2 separate regions of the Homo sapiens genome follow, and region 1 is linked to region 2. A link is an interaction called in ENCODE POLR2A ChIA-PET data of the cell type or tissue named here. Cell type or tissue: GM12878. All regions are shown on one strand. Links, peaks and the distances in the headings refer to the core of each region. The heading gives the core; the rest is flanking DNA.

What was found. Peaks named below come from ENCODE experiments on the same cell type or tissue, not always from the same donor. Only the 100,000 strongest peaks of a DNase experiment are listed, where the experiment ranks them.
Region 1: POLR2A ChIA-PET joins it to region 2 with 6 read pairs; 3 of 35 experiments call an interaction of 5 or more read pairs at or near these places.

Annotation. Positions count from the first base shown.
Region 1 is chr9:111,273,892-111,279,279 of GRCh38, forward strand. The region is part of intron 1 of LOC105376219 (a long non-coding RNA gene); the gene reads right to left. Among named protein-coding and RNA genes, the nearest start is that of MIR7702, 5.4 kb to the left of the region's middle. In GM12878, for the core only: no CTCF peak of the experiment used is centred there; a DNase peak (open chromatin) is centred at 2,998.
Region 2 is chr9:111,040,501-111,045,888 of GRCh38, forward strand. It overlaps LOC124902248 (a long non-coding RNA gene), which reads left to right. Exons shown (of 2, transcript XR_007061732.1): 2 at 1-2,459. Among named protein-coding and RNA genes, the nearest start is that of LPAR1, 4.7 kb to the left of the region's middle. In GM12878, for the core only: no CTCF peak of the experiment used is centred there; no DNase peak of the experiment used is centred there.

The sequences.
Region 1 (5,388 bases), core at 68-5,067, 230 kb after region 2:
AGAACTTCGAGACCAGCCTTGCCAACATGGTAAGGCCCTGTCTCTACTAAAAATACAAAAATTAGCCAGGCTTGGTAACATGTGCCTGTAATCTCAGCTACTCAGGAGGCTGAGGCAGGAGAATCGTTTCAACCCAAGAGGCAGAGGTTGCAGTGAGCCAAGATCACGCCACTGCACTCCAGCCTGAGTGACAGAGCAAGACTCCATCTCAAAAAAAAAAAAAGTTCAGTTCTCCCTTTGGGAGGCCAAGGAGGGAGTATTGCTTGAGTTCAGAAGTTTGAGACCAGCCTAGGGAACATAGGAAGAACCCCATCTCTACAAAAAATTAAAAAGTAGCCAGTCATGGTGGCACACAACTGTTGTCCCAGCTACTCAGGAGGCTGAGATGGGAAGATGGTTTGAACCCAGGAGGTCAAGTCTGCAGTGAGCCATGATCATGCCACGGCACTCCAGCCTGGGTGACAGAGCGAGACCCTGTCTCAAAAAAAAAAAAATTTTATATATATATATATATATATATATATATATATATATATATATATATATAGTTAAAGAAGTTCAGACCTTCATGACATGGCAATACCTATCTGCAAGGGAGGCTAGTAGGTGGAGTCTGTAGCTGAGCAGTCACCTGGTCTTCTGCAATTCCTATCACTAATAGGAAGGTGGAGAGAATGGATACTTAGGGAGAATTGGCAATCTCTGCTGGGGGGGGCGGGGCCGAAGAATGAAGAGTGTTAATGCCCTGAATTGAAATTTTTTTGTTTGGTTTAGACTCTTTCCTGGTTTCTAAGCCTACATATTCAGATACATACAGGACATTTCCACTTGGATATCCAACAGGCACTTGAAACAGCATGCATGGTGATTGTCCTCTAGATTCCGTTAATCTCCCCTGATTCCTTTAATAATGGAACACCAGAATTTTCAATGGTACATAGCCGCCCAAGTGAAAACATTTTCTGGCCTCTCTTACATCTAGCTATGGTGTTTGGATTAAGATTGATCAACAAATGTGAGCAGAGTGAATGTAAGCAGAAATGATGAGCTCAGCCTCTGAATCACTCCCCCAAAGAAAAGGTGTGTGTGCAGTGTGTCCATGATGGCCAGGGCTGGAGCAATTATCCCAGATCTTGATATGAAAACCACATGTTGTGAATGACAGAAAAAAAGGGTAGAAGGAGCCTAGGTCTCCAAAAGTTTTGAGCTGCCTGAGCCACCTATTCTGACATTTAAAGAACTGAAAGATAAACTTTATCTTTCTTTAAGCAATTGTATTTGGAGGTGTCTATCATAACACCTCAACCAGGAACCCTAACTACCTCTCCAGTGCCTCTAAGTATATGACCACAAAAGTTTCTGAGTTTCCTGAGCCAGAACAAATAAGTCATCCCTGACTTCCTTTCTCTTCTTCATGTCCAATACCAAACATGCCCATTTCTGTCCATTTTACCTCCTAAATATTTTAGTCCATCTTTGTTCTAATCCTAACTAATAATGCCTGGGTCCTGCTTCTCTTGCTTGGACATGTTTATAGCTGCTCTTTCCACCTCTAGCCTTGTCTACCGTCAATCCATTCTTCCAAGGCACAAATAGAATCACACCTCCCTCTGTCTGAAATCCCTCAATGATTCCCCATTCTCTACAGGATCAAATCCAAGCTCTTTAGCAAGACACTCAAAGCTCTTCATGATGTGGCCCCTGTTCAGCCAGCTGATCTCTCATTATGGCCCCGACATACCACACTACTTTCTATATCAGCGCTTTTGCATATACTATTGCCTCTGCCTGAAAATCTCTGTACTTCCCTGTCTTCATTAAAAAAAAAAAAAGTTTTCTTCTTTAAAACCTAGCCAGATACTGGCTGCAATGTGCTGCTTTTTCATTTTGTGCATGATTGAATTGTTATATTTCTCACATTCAGCAATACATTGCTCCTTTATATCCTGTAAGTTCATTGAAAGCCCAGACTGGAGTGCAGTGGTGCGATCTCGGCTCACTGCCACCTCCGCCACCCAGGTTCAAGCAATCCTCCTGCCTCAGCCTCCCAAGTAGCTGGGATTACAGGTGCGTGTCACCATGCCTGGCTAATTTTTGTATTTTTAGTAGAGGCGGGGTTTCGCCATGTTGGCCATGCTGTTTTTTGTTTTGTTTTGTTTTGTTTTGTTTTGTTTTGTTTTGTTTGAGGCAGGTTATTACTCTGTCACCCAGGCTGGAGTACAACGGCGTGAACTCAGCTCCCTGCAACCTCTGCCTCCTGGGCTCCAGCGATCCTCCCACCTCAGCCTCCCGAGTAGTTGGGACCATAGGCACGCGGCACCATGCCCAGCTAATTTTTTGTGTTTTTAGTAGAGACAGGATCTCACTATGTTGCCCAGGCTGGTCTCAAACTCCTGAGCTCAAGTGATCTGCCCACCTCGGCCTCCCAAAGTGCTGGGATTACAGGCATGAGCCACCACACCTGGCCATGAATCTTATTCATTTCTGAATAGCAAGTTGTGAGATTCAATATGAAATAGATTGATAGATGAACGGATGAATGGAAGAATGGGTGAAAACACTAAATGAAAGAAGATTAGAAAACAGATTGAAAATACAGTGTACCACCAGACCTGGCAGTAGCAGCTATCTCAGGCTACCTTATGAGTAGCTTACTCTGAAACTCAGCTATCTAAAAGCAACCTTCAGCATCATCTAAAACGCATTTCCAGCTACCAACTGAACAGGGAACTTGGGACTATGTTCGTGCTTTCTCCTGAAAACAAAACAAAACAAAAAAAGGAACTTGGGAAACATAGATTACGAACGCAACTATGATTATTTTTTAAATTTCTAGAACGATTGCCTTGGTTATATTTTGTCTGTCTCCCTACAACAGGAAAACTCAAAGCTATAAGGACATATTTGCTTCCTTTCAGCACACACATAAAAAAGACAATAAGATCTGAAAATACAAAACCTCATGCTGAGGAAAATCTGAAGGCTATTCAACCCCAAAAGAGAAAGTAGGCAGCGGCAAGTAAGAATACAGGCTGAGTCCCTGGGGATTTGAAAGGACGATCAAAGGTCCCCTTAAGAAGCTCTTCTTGTCCTTAATCAAGAGTTCCCAGAGTTTTCTGAAGAGAGCTTTAAACACATTGAAGTCCACCTGCTCTTTTTGCAAATTCAGAATTGCAAATTAAACAGTTATCTAAGTTTATATAACTATCCAGTAGCAGAACTAAGACTATATTGTCAAAACACATAGAAACAAATGGACTCTGTGAAAACCATCCTGGAAATTACCAAACTAGTTCAGAAAAGAAAAAAAAAATGTGTAAGGATTTTACATAATAATATAGTCTATTCAAAGTTCACAATATGCAACACAGATATCCTTCAAAACCTTATGTCAAGGGTCAGGGGAGGACTGGTGGTTTCAGTGGAATAGCATTGGAACATGCTCAATCTAAATTCAGATGGGTTTGGGCATGACTGGATGTTTGATGGAATCGCCCATGCAGGGCTATTTACTAGAAAAGTGAGAAGCTTTTTTGCTAAAAACCCATCATAAGGAAAGGAAACATGTGGCATGCATGCTTAGGCGAAGCACACTGGTAAGGACCAGAAGGAAGGTGTCATTTTCAGTACAGCGTTGTGTTTGCAGCTCAGATTTTTCTCCAGCACGATCCCTTTCCCCTAAGGATCTGTGCTGGAGCCCTGTGGATATAAATTGTAAACAGAAAAGGACTGGATTTAGACATCTATGAGGACACTAAAACACAAGGCAGAATTGTTCTTTAAAGAATTTAGTCTGTATAATGAAGTGTGGGTCAAAGGAACCAGAGAGAGGGCAAAAGGTATTTTCTGTAAGCAGCAAGCTGGCTTTAGGGGTAGGGAAGGAGGACTCAAGGGAGAACATCTCTCACAGGACCTAGGGATTCAAGGACTTGAGAAATGAGCCAGACCAGCCTCCTCCCAGCATAGAGAAGGACCACTTAAAAAACATACTGTGTTCATAGCCTATAATCAATTTTTATGTTTTTCTTTTCTCTTTAAAAGTCTGTCATTCGCAATTTTTCACATGCTTTATAGTCTTCATGATTTTTCACCCACTTCACAATAGCCCATTAAATGACTATGCTGAGATTTGCTTAACCATCCCCCAAATTTAAGCATTTACGTTGCTTCAAATGTTGTAAAGAACATATATCTTCAATAGCCTTTCCCTGAATCAATGCATTCTAAATTCCTGGGAGGAGTTGGATATTGAGTCAAAGTCAATAAACAATTTTCATTCTCAATAAATATAATCAAATCAGCTTTCTATGATGATTTTTTTCCTTCAAAATGTGCTCTTACCAAAAATAATAAAAAAAATCATTTTCATTACTTTTTCTTCAAATTTGGGGTATTGTCATTTTAAGAATTTCAACTTCTATCTTACAATTTTTCTTCTTTTCTTTGTTATTTCATTAAGTGGGGAGTGGCATCTTATTGCTTCCTTTCCCTTGATTTCCAATGGAGATTTTTTTTTTCACATTTACTTAACTTCATTATCTTTTGAAATTATCTTATTTCCTTTGCTCCTTAAAATTCTGTTGAACTCTGCCCTCTAATAATTTTTCATAGGCTTTAGAAAACTCTAAATACAATCTTTAGACTTTGTGCCCAAGTACAAAAGGAATCATAGATGCAGATTATAAATGAATGTAAAATAATATCTATATAAACAATGCATAAAATAAGTTACAGTTTTTATAATTTTATACTATCTTGTTGGACAAAGGGGGTTGATTACTGATGTAATCAATTGTTGATGCTTACTAATATGATGTATATTTCTGAAAAGATGGCAAAAGATGTAAGAACCTAAAAAATATTATGTATAGATTTTATACGAATGTATACACATAAAAGTACAACTCATGAATAAAAAACACATGTCCTCATAATAATAGTTACCATTAAAGAGTAGCTGCTAGGTGCCTGGAACTTTATTTAACAAATTTTTCTTTTTTTTTTTTTGTGAGACAGAGTCTTGCTCAGTCACCCAGGCTGAAGTGCAGTGACACTATCTCGGCTCACTGCAGCCTCAACCTCCTGGACTCAGGTAATTCTCCCACCTCAGTCTCCCAACTAGTCAGGACTGTAGGGACGTGCCACCATGCCCAGCTATTTTTTTTTTTAATATCTTTTGCAGAGAAAGCATTTTGCCCTGTAGCCCAGGCTGGTCTCAAAGTCCTGGGCTCAAGCGATCCTTTTGTCTCAGCTTCCCAAAGTGTTGGGATTACAGGTGTGAGTCACTGCACCTGGCCACAGATTTCTTATTCTTATAACAAGGTCGATTTTATGAATAAGGAAACTGAGGTTCAAGGTCACACTTGCTAGCAAATGCTACAGCAACAA
Region 2 (5,388 bases), core at 268-5,267:
ATATTTTTAATATGTTGATTTTGTCTCTTACCTTCTTAAGGAATACAGTTGCTTCTGTTTTGACTATCTTAACTACTCTGTGGCCCCTTCTAACATCAAATTGGGAGGCCTGTCCGTACAAGACATGTGTATTCAACAGTAAGTTATTTGCTATAAAACACTTCATTTCCTCTTTATTTGGTCTGCTGTGGCCTGAAATGAAATATAGAACAAACTGAAAGGTCTGCCTGGACAGACCTGTCTTCCTGACAAGCGTGGACCTGTCTAAATGAGACAGCTTCTGCAGCCAGCTTTAGATCGATAACTCTAAAATTAAATGTAGGTATGTACATCCAGTAGAAAAGGACAGAGAAAATGAAATACAATACAGAATTCAGTTCAGCATCTAGATTAATCCATAAAACCTAGCTCATTATGTTCCAAATGAGCTACTTTTCTCATCTGTAAAATGGAATAATGGTACCAGTGCAGTCTTTTATATGGTTCCAAGTTGTCTTTTATCAAAGTAAAATAATATATTTGGGTGGGCTTCTGAAGACACTAACATTGATGATGAGGTTTCAACAGGAACAAAGAATACCTTGATAAATTTTCTTGAATGTTTTCTCCTGTCTGTAGTCCTCTTGTCATTCAGACATTCCCTTTCTTGGAGAGTCATCCTGATGCTTTCTGTCCTAACCTTTCTCTCCTCCCCTCTGCCAAGCAGTATTTCTTTAGATTTGTTTCTTCAAATGACTTCAGCAGAGGTAAAGACCCAAAGACAGCTGGCGCTGTCAAACATGACAAAAAATATTCTTAGCCACAGTGGCTCATGCTTGTAATCCCAGCATTTTGGGAGGCTGAGGCGAGAGGAGCGCTTGAGCCCAGGAGTTCGAAGCTGCAGTGAGCTGCCATTGTGCCACTGCACTCCAGCCTGGGCAACAGCCAGGCCCTGTCTCTTAAAAAGTTTTAAAATTTTTAAATATATATGTATGTTCAGCAAAATGAAGCCAGGCATGGTGGCTCACACCTGTAATCCCAGCACCTTGGGAGGCCAAGGTGGGCAGATCGCTTGAGGCCAAGAGTTTGAGACCAGCCTGGCCAACATGTCTGTCTCTACTAAAACCCTGTCTCTACTAAAAATATAAAAATTAGCCGGCATGGTGGTGCATGCCTGTAGTCCCAGCTGTTGGGAGGCTGAGGCATAAGAATCTCTTGAACTTGGGAGAGAGAGGTTGCAGTGAGCCAAGATTGCACCACTGCACTCCAGCCTGGGCAACAGAACAAGACTGTGTCTCAGAAAAAGTTCAGCAAAATGAAACATTGTGATGGATATTTCAAGTTCAGGTTTTACATTAATATCTGGAAGGACACCATAGACTTTGTCAGACTATTGATATAAGCTAGTGATCCAAGGACTATAATTTGAGAAGCATTTCGGGTGGAAAAATTGGCTGTCACTGCCTTTGGCACTATTATTTGTTCAAAAGGTTCCCCAGTCATGGCACACTCATGGAAGAGTTCTCTCTTCCTCCCTCTGTTCGCTTCCCTCTGGCAAAAAGCTTTTGAAATTTTCTGTTCGAGAGTAATCAAAACTATCAGCAAAACGATCTGTTGGAAACTTTCCCTCCAGTCTATTAAGGTAGAGACTGATTCAAAGACAGTATTTTGGTGAAACAATACCCTGAGAGAACTCAGCCTTTTCCGGAAAGTTTTGCAGATGATGCCTCCAGGCATAGTTTTCTTCCTCCTTGAAATGGGGTATTTGTGCCTCTCCAGTGTTTTTCCCCTTGGCTAGGGGGGAAAAAAAAGCATTCTCCTTAGGAAACCTTTCTATTTTAAAAGTCCAGCGGCAAAGGTGGGTGGGGCAGCCCAATTTAGTAAAAAGTAATAATAATAACACTCTTCAGAGTGCAGGTGGCATAAGGAGATTCCAAGAATGGAGAGAATTTGGGTTTGCATGCAGCAGCCTCCTGCAAGGACTAGGCTGCAATGAAAGCCCCAAACAGAGTAACTCTGTGTTCACCTTTTTCTTATCACATACATCTGCATGAATACTCTGGGTAACATCAGAAGTAGGTCAAGGCTAGCAGATCCTTTCTCTGTAGTCTCCCTCATCCAAAATAAAAAAGGCTTAGATCTAAAACAGAGTGAAGAAAGACAAGGAAAAGGAAAAAAATATATGTGTGTTATATATACAACTATAAAGCTAAAAATGGATCTGGATACAAAGAAATCATAGAAAGGGTCAACAAAACAAAAACCTAGTTCTATAGAACAATAGCAAGATAGATAAATTTCTGGTAAAATTGACAATGAAAAAAGAGAAAAGAAGGCTATGAATATGGAGATTATAATTACAGTTTCAGTAGAATTTTTTAAATCCTAAGAATACTATGAACATTAAAAAACTTGGCTGAAATACTTTCTTCAATAAATTAATTTTTAATTCAATAAAAGATGAAAATTAAAATAATACATGATTTTACATTTTCCTTTGTTGACAAAGATTTCTTTTAAATAATGATACTTGAAAAATAGGTGTAAACTCATGCAAACTCTCTGTAATGTAATTTAGCAAAACAGTACAGTTACATTTTGTATGATTTTAATTGAAGTACATTTATTTAAGACGGAGTTTCACTCTTGTTGTCCAGGCTGCAATGGCACAATCTTGGCTCACCACAACCTCCACCTCCTGGGTTCAAGTGATTCTCCTGCCTCAGCCTCCCGAGTAGCTGGCATTACAGGCGTGCGCTACCATGCCCAGCTAATTTTGTATTTTTAGTAGAAACGGGGTTTCTCCATGTTGGTCAGGCTGGTCTCGAACTCCCGATCTCAGGTGATCTGCCCACCTCGGCCTCCCAAAATGCTGGGATTACAGGCATGAGCCACGGCACCTGGCCAAAGTACATTTAAATGTATGATAAACACATCAAGAAAATTTTACTTTATGTGCAAAATTTTTAAATAATACAAAGCTCAGTATTTTTAAAACTTGAAAAACAGCAAAATTACAGAGCTGAAATACTTTTTAATAAATTGTAAAATTGCATTAATTCAAAAATAATACAAATGTATTTAAAACCATTAAATAATTTAAATTCTTATTTCTAAATAAATATGCAAAAAAGTTCAAAGTTTTGGTTGGTAAGACTTACCAAATCTTCATGGACAAATAACCTCTATTCAAATGGTTGCAAAGCATAGAAAAAGAAAAAAAGCACCCCAGTCCATTATAAGCTAATAAAATTTTGATACCAAAACCTGACAAAGCCATAGAAAAGAAAATACTAGACCAATCTAATAAGGAATAAAAAATGATAAATTCTACATATAGTATTATTAAACCAATTTCAATGTGTTTTCACAATATGCATAATAAACATATTGGGTTGATACCATAAATGTAAAGATGGCTTAATATTAGAAAATGTGGCGGGATGCAGTGGCTCACGCCTGTAATCCCAGCACTTTGGGAGGCTGAGGTGGGCAGATCACGAGGTCAGGAGTTCAAGACCAGCCTGACCAACATAGTGAAACCCCATCTCTACTAAAAATACAAAAATTAGCCAGGCGTGGTGGCGCACGCCTGTAGTCCCAGCTACTCAGGAGGCTGAGGCAAAAGAATCACTTGAACCTGGGAGGTGGAGGTTGCAGTGAGCCAAGATCGCACCCCTGCACTCCAGCCTGTGTGAGACTCCAGGGGAAAAAAAAAAAAAAAATATATATATATATATATATATACACACACATATATATATATACACCTATATACGTATATATATGTACATATATACGTATATAGGTGTATATATATATACGTACATGTTTCATGTTCAGGAAATTCCTCCCTATTACTACTTTGCTAAGATAAAAAAATGAGTTGTGAATTACTTTACATTTTCATATATATATATGTATATACATGTACACATATACGTAAGTGTACATATATGTATATATGTATATGTGTAATATATACGTATATATGTATGTACATATATACGTATGTATATATATGAAAATGTAAAGTAATTCACAACTCATTTTTTTATCTTAGCAAAGTAGGAATAGGGAGGAATTTCCTGAACATGATAGAGTTGCTACCAATAACCCAACTCCAGAAGCATTATTTTTAATGTTAATTCATTCAATATTTTTCTTTCAAAATTGACAACAAAACAAAGATAGCTTTTGCCATCTCCATTCAACATTGTACTGAAGCCACTTGTCAATATAATAAGACAAGAAAAACAAATTAGAAGGTATGAAAGTTAGAAAACAAGAAAAATATGATTTATAGGTTATATAGTTGTCTGCTTAAGAAATCCAAGCAAATCCAATAAAGTATCTAATAAAGAGAGCTTAGCAACATTGTTGAATATGAGATCAATATGCAAAAAAGCCACACCCCCTTAGAAAAAATAATTTTTGAAAGGCCTCTCACACATATTGATACAGAATGGCTGAGCTCCTGGCTAAACCCCACCCTCAAGCCTAGAACCCCTAACCTAAGTGAAAACAGCCGATCCTGAAGGGCTGGGCTTCTGGCTAAACCTCACCCTCAAGCCTGGAACCTTGGCCCTAAGTGAAAACAGCTGACCCCATTTTTCGTCCCAAATAATTGCCTTTTGGCCCACCCTGCCCCCTATCCTGTGCCCATAAAAACCAGACCAGCTGGCAGAAAAAAAAAAGGAAAAGAGAAGCACAAGCAGCTGACTGGCGGGGATACAAGCAGCCAAGCAGCAAGCAGAGAGGCAACTAAGCATCAGAGGCTATGGATAAATGTGGCTAACTTCAGAGGGTGCAGTTTCAGAAGGGTGCCCAGCAAGAGACAGCTGGGCTTCAGGGAAAGATCACCTTTTTCCCACACCATCCCCTTTCCAGCTCCCCTTTCACCAAGAGCCACTTCCACTGCTCAATAAAGTCTTCTGCATTCATCTTTTAAACAGTTCATTTGACCTGATTCTCCCTGGACACCAAACAAGAACTCAGGGTCAAAAAGGGCAGGTGCAGGAGGCTGTCACCCTGACCCTTCACTGAGCTGTTAACACTTAGCCATCCATGGACTGCAGGCTGAGTGAAATGAGCCACTCCATTCCTGTCCATGAAGGGGGTCAAGGTCAAGGGAACAAATACCATCTCAATATTAGCAACAAATTTTTTTAATTTTTTTATTTTTTTTTGAGATGGAGTCTAGCTATGTTGCCCAGACTGGAGTGCAGTGGCACTATCTCGGCTCACTGCAACTTCTGCCTTCCAGGTTCAAGTCATTCTCCTGCCTCAGCCTCCTGAGTAGCTGGGATTACAGGCATGCACCACCACGCCCAGCTAATTTTGTATGTTTAGTAGAGACGGGGTTTTACCATTTTGGCCAGGCTGGTTTTGAACTCCTGGGCTCCAGTG